Linked DNA regions of Homo sapiens: region 2 is linked to region 1. A link is a contact called in ENCODE Hi-C or POLR2A ChIA-PET data. All regions are on one chromosome and are shown on one strand. Each heading gives the region's core, a stretch centred on a gene start or an enhancer-like site at or near the end of the contact. The rest is flanking DNA. Distances are from core to core; before and after follow the strand shown.

Region 1 (5,924 bases), core at 889-3,388:
TGTGGCCAGCCTCTGAATGCCTTAATATCCCTTGTCGTTTTGCTGAATAGTACCCAGAGCTGTGTAAGTATGGGAAGCACTCACTTTGCACAGTAGTCTAGGACTGTAAAATGGCCATGTAAGCTGAAACCATGCAAAACAATCTTAATAATCGATGGGGAAGAGGACGATTGTCCTCTGACCTTTCAAAAATGTTTGTCAAAACATTAAACTTTCTTACTGTCAGTAAGAGAAAAAGTCGCAAAAATTGATATTAAATACACTAATTGAAAACATTAGAAACATTGGAAATTAAAGTGTTTTCTTTGTGAAAATCTTACCGAGAACCGTTTGGACAGTGCTTGCCACTTCCTTCCCATTATATATAGATTTCGATTCAGTGGGTATCTTTTCTATTCCCGGAAAATTGTCATCCTCCTTCTCAAGCTTGGATTAGTTCTTACATTTTATCTTTCTTGCTTTCAATGTCACAAAATATCTCTAAGAATTCCTTTTCGTGGTTTTTTGCTGGCATCATTTCCTCCAGGACATCTTTATCCTTTTTGCCACAGGCACTGTTGTCATTTATGTAGATAAGCTCACGGTCACTACGTTCCTCTGGTTGCATATCCAGAACTTCAAACAGCAGCAGCATCCACCTTCCCACAGTCAGCTTTTTCTTTTCTAACTCCATTTATATTCTACACAAACCTCACTTCCATCATTCTCACTTTGCATTTCTTTGCTGCATTTTTATCTTTATTAGTCAGTTCCCTCTTTCAATTATCCATTTTTGTAAACTGTCACATGAATTTCTCACCAGAAGACAAAGTGCAACACAACTACACACTGTGCTGCCAGTGGATGAGCTGAATAACAGGCACATGGTGCCCAGTCACCAATACACTTTGAAAGAAGCAATGTGGTGGGTCACTGATCATGCAGCATATCTGTTAGTGATGTGTGGCCTGAAGAGTTAGCAGTGAAATTATACTTTAGCAAGGGGCCAGGTGCAGTGGCTCACACTTGTAATCCCAGCACTTTGGGAGGCCGAGGGGGGGACATCACTTGAGGTCAGGAGTTTGAGACCAGCCTGGCCAACATGGTGAAACCCCATCTCTACTAAAAATACAAAAATTAGCCAGGTATGGTGGCATGTGCCTGTAGTCCCAGCTATTCAGGAGGCTGGGGCTGGAGAATCACTTGAACCCAGGAGGCAGAGTTTGCAGTGAGCCGAGATCATGCCACTGCACTCCAGCCTGGATGACAGAGCAAGACTCCATCTCAATAAATAAAAAATAAAATAAAATAAAATTATACTTTACCAGTATAACAATGTAGCTGAAATTTGAACTATCTGGTTGGGGGACTGTGTTATTTAACTAAAACATGATCATTGATATTTAAGCATATCAGAACTGTATAAATTGAGGACTGCCTGTAATCCTTTCAGTCTTTTTTTTTTTTTTTGAGACAGAATCACACTCTGTTGCCCAGGCTGGAGTGCAGTGGTGCGATCTCGGCTCACTGCAACCTCTGTCTCCTGAGTCCCAGTGATTCTCCTGCCTCAGCCTCCCAAGTAGCTGGGATTACAGGTACGTGCCACCATGCCCAGCTAATTTTTGTATTTTTAGTAAAGATGGGGTTTCAGCATGTTGGCCAGGCTTGTCACAAACTCCTGACCTCAGGTGATCTGCCCACCTTGTCCTCCCAAAGTGCTGGGATTACAGGCTTAAGCCACCAGGCCCGGCCTCATTACAGTCTTTTGAACTGAGTTGGAATCTGTTTCCTACTGGGACATGACTGGTAAAAGGGTGCAACTAACTCTCCAAGGGAGTGGGAGAATAAAAAAGCTGTGCAAAGTTTAGTCAAGCTCTGCCACAGAGTCACAGAGCCAGCAATCAATGATCCTACCATGCAGGAATAGGCAGGTAGGAAGCTACTTAGGGGCATAGCACTCTCCTAGGTTCATGCTCTTTAAGAAGAGGCCTCTTGAGAGGGCTAATTCCAAAGCAAAGGCTGAGAAAGCCATGCTTAGGAACTAGGAATTTGTTGAAAAGGAACTAGGATTTAACCCAGCCGCACAATTGAAAACATTCTTCCTCTACTGAAAGACTCATAGGAGCAAGCTTTTGGGAACCAGACGGATGAGTCATCATTTAGTCTTCAAGATCTTTTAATTCTCCTGCCCCCTAGTTTCCAGTTCCCTCCAACATTCAGGCTTTGGGTCTGCAATGGCTCCATGACACAAACTTCTAGTTGCTTCCCATTTGCCCTTTCCTTAAAGAGTTTAATTTAATTTGGGTGTCAAGGTAACTACTTAAAAGATTGCACTTCTCAGCCTTCCTTACAGCTACACACTGGAAAAAGTTCTGGCCTATGCGATAGATATAAGGAAAAGAGAACACTCCTTAAAGGAAGCTGACTGGAGGCCAGGCACGGTGGCTCATGCCTGTAATCCCAGCAGTTTGGGAGGCCGAGCCGGGCAGATCACCTAAGGTCGGGAGTTCAAGACTAGCCTGACCAACATGGAGAAAACCCGCCTCTACTAAAAATACAAAATTAGCCAGGCATGGTGGCGCATGCCTGTAATCCCAGCTACTAAGGAGGCTGAGGCAGGAGAATCGCTTGAACCTGGGAGGCAGAGGTTGTGGTGAGCTGAGATCACGCCATTGCACTCCAGCCTGGGCAATAAGAGTGAAACTCCATCTCAAGAAAAAAAAAAAAAAAAAGGAAGCTGACTCGACCTTTCTTACCCATTCTTCCTTTCTGAAGTGGGGATAATAATGGCTGGAGCTCCAGCAGCCATCATGGACCCTGAGGTGACCTCAAAGATGGAAGCTCCATGCTAGGATGGTAGAGTGGAAAAATAGAAGGAACTTTGATCTCCAATGACCATGAAGTGGCCAGACCAGCACTGGACTACCTGGCTCAAGTTTTCTGTCTTGTTTAAGTCTCTGTTTTTATTTTTTTAATATATTTTATTTTATTATTCTTCTTTTTAAAGATGAGAGTCTTGCTATATTGCTTAGGCTGGTCTCAAACTCCTGGGCTCAAGCAATCATCCTGTTTCAGCCTCCTGAGTAGCTGGGATTACAGGAGTGGGCCATCATACCTGGCTAAGTCCCGGTTATTCTGGATTTTAAACCAAATCTAATCCTAGCTGATAAGCATGCCTACTTCCTACTGAAATTAACTGATTACACTAAGTTCTTCAACTCCAACCTCTGCTTCTTGTTAAAATCAATTTAAAACGACCAATCTGATTGTCACCAAACCTGGTTAGTGTGCATGGTACCATTGCTCAATAGCTAGAGTGGTAGGAATTTCTTGAGGAAGACTCAAGAAATGGGAAGAGATATTCTAGGGCTGATGAGTTTTTTTCCAAAAGCCTAACCTAGGAGGCAGCTGGCTTCACATAAGTCTGGTTCCCAACCACTACATCTTGGAATCACCTGGGGAGCTTTAAACACTACCAGTGCCTGATTCTGCTCCCCAGAGATTCTGATTTAACCAGTCTAGAGTGTAGCCAGGGTATTGGGTTTTCTAGAAAGTACTTCAGGTGATTTTACTGTCTGGCATGGCCTGAGAACCACTGACCTAACTTTCAATTTGGCCAGATCCTTATTAGTTCAGAGCCAACTGCATTGCCAGACTATCTTCCCTAGAGAATTGTCTTTCTTGTATAATAAGGAACTAGGTCACAGCTGAGCTCACTGTGGTTTTTTCCTACCCAGGTAAAGTCATGCTTTTTGTTATCTCTTATGTAGGGGAGTTTCGTTTCCAAAGCTTTTTCATCGGTACCATTGTTCCACAATCTTCATAATTGTGTGCCAAGCAGCAGGGCAGAGCCTTTACACAGGTGTAGTCCACAACAGCAGCGTGAGGGAGGGAATAAGCCCACCTGCCAGATGGGAAAACAGCCTCAGAAAGAGTGATCCTAAGCCTGGGTCACTGTGGTTCCCAGTGGATGATCTGTTCTTCACCTCCCCGTGCACATCTCTCATCATAGAAAGCTAGCCTGGCTCGTGGAAGCAGAGTATCTGGTAGCTAAACAGATGTGGACTCCAGGCCCTTCTCTGCTGCCTTCACTAATGGCCTTGGAGAGAATCATTCATAGGTGATTTGAAGTGATACAGTAACCACAGATAAACCAGCCATGGCTGACTTGAGAGGCTAAGAAACTTGTCTTCAGCTTTCATGTCTGTGAACTTGGCTCTGCTGCTCCTCCCATTTCAAATCATGCAGATGAAGAAACCACAGTTCAAACAGTGTGACTTCTCCAAGGCCACAAGACTAGAAGGTGGCAGAGCTGGAATCTAAATCTAGAGTTTCTTTCTGACCTAGTGTCACTGCCACTGACAACCTGGTTTAAGAAAACCCTAGAGGTTAGAGGAAGCCCTAGTTTCCTAATTTGCCTTTGGCCTAGCTGTGTGGCTTGCCTGTCCTCATCCAAAAAGCATTTTCCTACCTTATTGTCCAATTTTCTCAACAGTGCAAACCAGGAGAGCTACTCTCAAAAGCAGCTCCATCCATTTGTCTTTGAGCTCTTAAAAATGCCGAGTGTCCTGTCAGGTGGTAAACAACAACTCAAGAGCAGGCTCCAGGCAGAGTGCTTGGTGCATAGTAGGCACTCAATACTTACCAGGTGTTGACTTGGAGAAATGGTTTGCAAAAAGCTACTTCCTACTAAAAAAGTGAGACTCCTGGGCTCATTCTCTAGCAAGGTGTGTGACCATGGCTGGTCATTTAGCCTCCCTGTACCTCAGTTTCTTCTTCTAAAGATTGCATTGGGCCAGACACTGTGGTTCATGCCTGTAATCCCAGCATTTTAGGAGGCCGAGGTGGATGGATCACCTGAGGTCAGGAGTTCAAGACAACATGGTGAAACCCTGTCTCTACTAAAAATACAAAAATTAGCCAAGCATGGTGGAGCACGCCTGTAATCCCCACTACTAGGGAGGCTGAGGCAGGAGAATCACTTGAAGCCAGGAGACAGAGGTTGAATTGAGCCGAGATCACATCACTGCACTCCAGCCTGGGCGACAGAGTGAGACTCGGTCTCAAAAAAAATAAAAATAAAAAAATAAAGATTGCATTGATGTTTCTCCCCTGGCTGTGTTCTCACATTGCATGAAACAACAGTGCCTTCTAGTGGAGAAAAAGGTTAGTTGTTTTGTGGGTTGTGCCATGATTTTCAGCTTGAAAGATTCATAAACCATGCTCATAGATGAGTCACCCATGAAAAGCAGGTGAGCTAGAGCTTACCATTAGGCCTCAGAATAGCCCTAAAAAATCTGAGTGGAAAATGTGTTTTTACAGGAGGCTGTACCACCAATCACAAATACACATCAATACACATCACTATCAACTCTCCTTTACACATCTTTCACAATCACATCAAGAAAATCTTAAAACTTTCTTCAAGATCCAGGAAGGACTTGATTTATATAGCAGATGGCATGTGGGCTTTGGAACGCAACAGACCTGTGCTGAAATTCCAGGCCCATCACTAAATGTTCTCACAAAAGTTATCTTTATACCTCATTTTCCTCAATTATGAAATAAGTTTAGTAATACCTCCCTGCTAGGTTTATGAATATTAAATGTTGCCCAGCTCATGGCGAGGGGCTTTGGGGTCAGTGCAAACATTGTTAGTTTTGTTTTTATTAATATCTCCTTTTTATCTGTGCAAAGCCAAAATCAAAGGAAAAAGTGTCACCTGGGGGTCTAAGGCATTAGGGCCACATCAGCAGAGCAGTGTTTTCGGATGAGGCAAAGATGTGCATGTTTGCGCATGGAAGAGAAGATTGCTTTCCATGGGCCAGCTCCAACCGAGGCCTGAACCAGCCTTTCTCTCCCATACAACTAGTGCTTATGCAGCAAAGGTCATGGTTTATGGTGGGTGGGAGAGACCTGGGGGAGTTACGGAAACAGTAAGACTG
Region 2 (5,924 bases), core at 875-3,374, 35 kb before region 1:
TCTGACTGCCCCTTCTCCTGGATCCTGTTCCCAGGACTCAAGGTTCAGTCTTTGGTCTTCTGGCCTTTTCTCTCTGGACACTGCCCCATAGGGAGGGTACTGTCTTAGTCCATTTGTGTTGCTATAAAGGGATACATAAGCCTGGGTAATTTATGAAGAAAAGAGGTTTATTTGGCTCATGATTCTGCAGGCTGTACAGGAAGCATGAAACCCAGCATCTGCAACTGATGAGGGCCTCAGGCTACTTCCCCTCATGGCAGAAGACAAAGGGGAGCCTGCATGTGCAGAAATCACATGGTGAGAGAGGAAGGGAGAGAATGGCAGGGGAAGGGGTGGCGCTAGGCTGTTTTCAACAACCAGCTCTTGAGAGAACTAAGAGAGGAAGAACTTGCCGTGGACCCAGGAAAGGCATTAACCTATTCTGAATGGCTATACAAGATTACATCTTCTAAGGTCACTTCACGCTCTAGAATGCTTTGATTCCTCCAGTCACCCAGGCCCAGAATATTGGACCTAACTTCATTTCATCCCTGTCACTCACCCTGATTGTTCTAGATTCTCCTCCCATCCAACATCCCCCTCTATTCCACCATTCCTTTTTCATCATGTGACTCCCTCACTCTGAAATCTGTGCCTCCAGACTTGGTTGGCCCTTAGAACAGAATCCTTGGTCTTTTGCTGGTGGTGTGGCACCTCCAGTCCACTGCCTGGCCCTCCTAACCTCTTCAGACCTCTCTCCGCCCACTTCATCCATGACTTCAAAACTCTATTCCAGTGGGGCTCTGAATCCACTCCTGCCCACACCTTGCTCTTGCCCACACCTTGCTCTTGCCCACACCTTGCTCTTGCCATTGTTCCTGGACAACTCACAGCAAAAGCTGCCCACCTTCCATGCCTTACCAGCACTTCAGAGTCTATCACAGAGCCCATTTTCTCCAGGAAGCCCTCCAACTCTGCTAAGCTCTCCTTCTAAATCCCAATAGTCCTTTTGATTCATAATTCTTCTGCATGTAGCTGTATTAGTTTCATAATTTAAAAAGCTTGTGCTTGTGTGTCTTTTGCTTAACCAAGATGCTACTTTTTTCAGAGGTAGAGGTCCATGTCTTGTACTTAGTCCATCTGTCTCACATTGTCCAATGCAGTGGGTGCCCTAGAAATTATGTCTGTTACATTTAATTGTCAGAAACATGTTGTACTTCAGCTATGACTTCAGGCAGGTGTTATACTGGAGGCTTCCAGATGGCAAGGAGGAAGTAGATGTCAGGCAAGTGCCCTGTGTTTTACAAACCTTATCTCATGTCACCAATTAATATCCTAGCAGCAAAGCTTATTTTCAGCTTACTGGTGAAAGAAGGCCCAGCAAGGTGAAGTCACGAGCCCAGGGTCACAGAGCAGCAAGAGGCAGGGCAGCAACCATACAGCCTTTCCACAGTGCTCTGCTACTCAGCTAGGCCATGAGACTGGGTTCTCCTGGGAGCCACAGTCGGGAGAGTGGCTGCCGAGGAGTCTGGTGGACCCCAGGGCTTCCTAGATAGTGTTTGTCTCTTTTTCTTTCCTTCAGGAGGCCACAAGTTTGAGGTGGAGGAGGTCTCAGGGACACTGAAGCACAATATCTAGTCCTAGGCACAAGATTAAATATTCTAAGGCCACTTCTAACTCTAGAATGCTTTGATTCCTCCAGTCACCCAGGTCCAGAATATTGAACCCAACTTTGGTTCATCCCTGTCACTCATCCTGATTGGCATTTCTGCTTCCACCTATATGCCCTGCCCTTTCTGGACTTTGTGTTGGCAGCTCCTCCCCCAGGTCAGGGATACTTGGGGATCTGATGTTAAAGCCACAGGGCAAAGCACCTATAGCCCTCCAGGCTGCTGCCAAACCTGTCTCCTTTACCCTCGCCCTGCCCTTCAGACCCAGCCTCTCATGGACTTCTGTTCCCCACGGAAGAGGGGAGTCCTGTTCACATCTGTGTGGTCTCTGGGATCATCTCTAATCAGTGCCACATCAAGGCATCCTCAGCCAGTCCTGGGGAGCCTGCAAACGACACCCAACCTCACAGCTCACTGTTCTGTTTGGGCGGTTCACAAGGCTGTTTCTTGGCTTTAAACGTGCTTATGACGAAATGAGAAAGGTGGAACTCAGCCTCCTGCTGGCCAATTCTCTCCTAGCCTCAGGCTTCATAAGAACAATTTTTTTTTTTTTTTGAGACAGAGTCTCGCTCTATTGCCCAGGCTGAAGTGCAGTGGCATGATCTTGGCTCACTGCAACCTCCACCTCCCAGGTTCAAGCGATTCTCATGCCTCAGCCTCCTGAATGGCTGGGATTACAGGTGTGCCCCACCACGCCTGGCTAATTTTTGTATTTTTAGTAGAGGCAGGCTTCACCATGGCCAGGCTCAAACTCCTGACCTCAGGTGAGTCTGCCTGCCTTCACCCAGCAAAGTGCTGGGATTACAGGCATGAGCCCCTGTACCCAGCCTTAAGAACCTCCTAATGATCCCATGAGTTATATGGATGAACCAGCACGGCCTCTTCTCTGCCCTTTAATGTAGGTGTATTAGTCCGTTTTCATGCTGCTGATAAAGACATACCTGAGACTGGGAAGAAAAAGAGGTATAGTTGGACTTGCAGTTCCACATGGCTGGGGAGGCCTCAGAATCATGGTGGAAGGTTAAAGGCACTTCTTACATGGCAGTGGCAACAGAAAAATGATGAAGATGCAAAAGCAGAAACCCCTGACAAAACCATCAGGTCTTGTAAGACTTACTCACTACCATGGGAACAGTATAGGGAAAACTGCCCCCATGATTCAAATTATCTCCCACCAGGTCCCTCCCACAACATGTGGGAATTATGGGAGTACAATTCAAAATGAGATCTAGGTGGGGACACAGAGCCAAACCATATCATCCCACCCCTGGCCCCTCCAAATCTCATGTCCTCACATTTCAAAACCAATCATGCCTTCCCAACAGTCCCCCAAAGTCTTAACTCATTTCAGCATTAACCCAAAAGTCCACAGTCCAAAGTCTCATCTGAGACAAGGCAAGTCTCTTCCACCTATGAGCCTGTAAAATCAAAAGCAAGCTAGTTACTTCCTAGACACAATGGGGGTACAGGTATTGAGTAAATACAGCCATTTCAAATGGGAGAAATTTGTCAAAACAAAGGGATTATAGGCCCCATGCAAGCCTGAAATCCAGTGGGGCAGTCAAATCTTAAAGCTCCAAAATGATCTTCTTTGACTCCATGTCTCACATCCAGGTCATGCTGAAACAAGAGGCGGGTTCCCATGGTCTTGGACAGCTCTGCCCCTGTGGCTTTGCAGGATACAGCCTCCCTCCTGGCTGCTTTCATGGGCGAGCGTTGAGTCTGCGGTCTGCGGCTTTTCCAGGTGCACAGTGCAAGCTGTCAGTGGGTCTACCATTTTGGGGTCTGGAGGACAGTGGCCCTCTTCTCACAGCTCCACTAGGCAGTGCCCCAGTAGGGACTCTCTGTGGGGGCTCCAACCCCACATTTCCCTTCTGCACTGCTCTAGCAGAGGTTCTCCATGAGAGCCCCGCCCCTGCAGCAAACTTCTGCCTGCACAGCCAGGCGTTTCCATACATCCTCTGAAATCTAGGCTGAGGTTCCCAAACCTCAGTTCTTCACTTCTGTGCACTTGCAGGCTCAACACCATGTGGAAGCTGCCAAGCCCTGGGACTTGCACCCTTTGAAGCCACAGCCCACGCTCTACATTGGCCCCTTTCAGCCATAGCTGAAGTGGCTGGGATGCAGGGCACCAAGTCCCTAGACTGCACACAGCACAGGTACCCTGGGCCTGGCCCTCAAAACCATTTTTTTCCTCCTAGGCCTCTGGGCCTGTGATGGGAGGGGCTGCCATGAAGACCTTTGATATGCCCTGGAGACATTTCCCCATTGTCTTGGGGATTAACATTCGGCTCCTCATTACTTATGCAAATTTCTGCAGCTTTCATGAATTTCTCCTCAGAAAATAGATTTTTCTTTTATACTGCATTTTCAGGCTGCAAACTTTCCAAACTTTTATGTTCTGCTTCCTTATTAAAACTGAATGCCTTAAATAGCACCCAAGTCACCTCTTGAATGCTTTGCTGCTTAGACATTTCTTCCACAGATACCCTAAATCACCTCTCTCAAGTTCAAAATTCCACAAATCTCTACAGCAGGGGCAAAATGCCACCAGTCACTTTGCTAAAACATAACAAGAGTCATCTTTGCTCCACTTCCCAACAAGTTCCTCATCTCCATCTGAGACTACCTCAGCCTGGACTTTATTGTCCATATTGCTATCAGCATTTTGGGCAAAGGCATTCAACAAGTCTCTAGAAAGTACCAAACTTTCCCACATTTTCTTGTCTTTTTTTGAGCCCTCCAAACTGTTCCAACCTCTGCCTGTTACCCAGTTCCAAAGTTGCTTCCACATTTTTGGGTATCTTTTCAGAGGCACCCCTTCTGCTGGTACCAAGTTACTGTATTAGTCCATTTTCATGCTGCTGATAAAGACATACCCGAGACTGGGAAGAAAAAGAGGTTTAATTGGACTTACAGTTCTGCATGGCTGGGGAGGCCTCAGAATCATGGTGGGAGGCAAAAGGCTCTTCTTAACATGGTGGTGGCAAGAGAAAAATGAGGAAGATGCAAAAGCAGAACCCCCTGATAAAACCATCAGATCTCATGAGACTTATTCACTACCATGCGAACAGTATGGGGGAAACCACCCTCATGATTTAAATTATCTCCCACCAAGTCCCTCCCACAACACGTGGGAATTATGGGAGTACAATTCAAGATGAGATCTGGTGGGGACACGAGCTAAACCATGTCAGTAGGGACACAGATCTAAACCATGTCAGTAGGTAACTGCAAGAGCTAGACTATGGTCATTTGAGACCCAGCCAACAAACAAGCCTAGGAAAAGATTAGCTATAGTCTACAGGACTCAGAAAGAGGGAAGATCTGAAACTGATGTAAGAAAAGAGCTCCCCACCCCAGCCTTCTGCCCAGGCCAGCAGCAGTGCAGCAGCAGCAAACGCTCTCGCCTTTGTTCCCTCTCCCATTTTCAACACTCTGACTGCCCAGCCCGCATCCTCAAGACCCAGGAGGCAGCTTCGTGGTCATGTAACCTACGCGTTACACAGAGCCTGCAACTCGGAAGGGCCCCACACTTGGTCTCTGCTGTTGCCAGCTCAAAATTCTTAATAATTTTTGAACAAGGGACCCAGTGTTTTTATTTTGCCCTGGGCTCTGGCAAATTAAGTAGCCAGGCCTTTTCAGAGGATGAGGCAGTCTCTGAGAGGTTAAACAACCTGTCTGGGGCTTCACAACTAAGAGACAGACCGAGATTTGAGTCCTAGTGTGTCTTAAACTCCATCAGCCTCTTTCTTCAGGGTGCTGGCCTCTGCTTGCTCACCCAAACTTTCCACTCCTGTGCACATGATTTTTAAACTCTATCAACGGGCCTTCTGTGCCACACCTTTATAAGCTGGCTAAAACTCATTTGGCTGATCATCTAAAAAGAGAACGTTTGTAAATTGGCCTATAGACAGAATAGGTCTATTTAGACAGGATGGACTACAGAACTGCTTATGTTCAAGACAGTAGCCAGCAGCTACATGTGGCTATTTAAACTTCAGTATTTATTTAATTAAAATTTCATTAAATTTGGTGCTAACGAATACATCAAAATACACTGGGTTTCCTTTTTCAAATTAAGTGTGCATGATTGTATATGGAAGAGACTAAGGTCCCAGGGTAGGAAAACTAAGAAAAGGGATATGGAGTTCTTACTTGACTTGAATATGCATCTGAGGGTGCTTTGTGTGAATACATTGCACACTACAGCATCTTATTTCTTTTTTTGAGTTGAGTTTCAATAAAATACAATTCTTCACCCTTCTAAAAAAA

What was found. A loop is a pair of places that touch in the nucleus more often than their neighbours do. ChIA-PET counts read pairs that join two places held with the same protein, here RNA polymerase II (POLR2A). Pooled maps may share reads with other maps.
Region 2: a loop to region 1 is called in a map of PC-3, with 2.5 times the contacts of the local background. The contact joins two enhancer-like sites. A Hi-C loop is called at or near these places in 3 of 168 maps with a recorded cell type or tissue (Calu3, PC-3 and aorta) and 3 of 50 pooled maps. POLR2A ChIA-PET finds 5 or more read pairs at or near these places in 9 of 52 experiments (AG04450, BJ, H1 and 5 more).

The regions. Positions count from the first base shown.
Region 1 is chr3:45,040,110-45,046,033 of GRCh38, reverse strand. No RefSeq gene overlaps it. Among named protein-coding and RNA genes, the nearest start is that of CLEC3B, 17 kb to the right of the region's middle. RefSeq lists a silencer at 5,173-5,292. Within about 2 kb of position 2,138, at least 2 of the 41 ENCODE cell types and tissues checked have a DNase peak (open chromatin) inside an H3K27ac peak, as active enhancers do.
Region 2 is chr3:45,075,276-45,081,199 of GRCh38, reverse strand. All of the region lies in intron 1 of LOC124906233 (a long non-coding RNA gene), which reads right to left. Among named protein-coding and RNA genes, the nearest start is that of CLEC3B, 52 kb to the right of the region's middle. Within about 2 kb of position 2,124, at least 2 of the 41 ENCODE cell types and tissues checked have a DNase peak (open chromatin) inside an H3K27ac peak, as active enhancers do.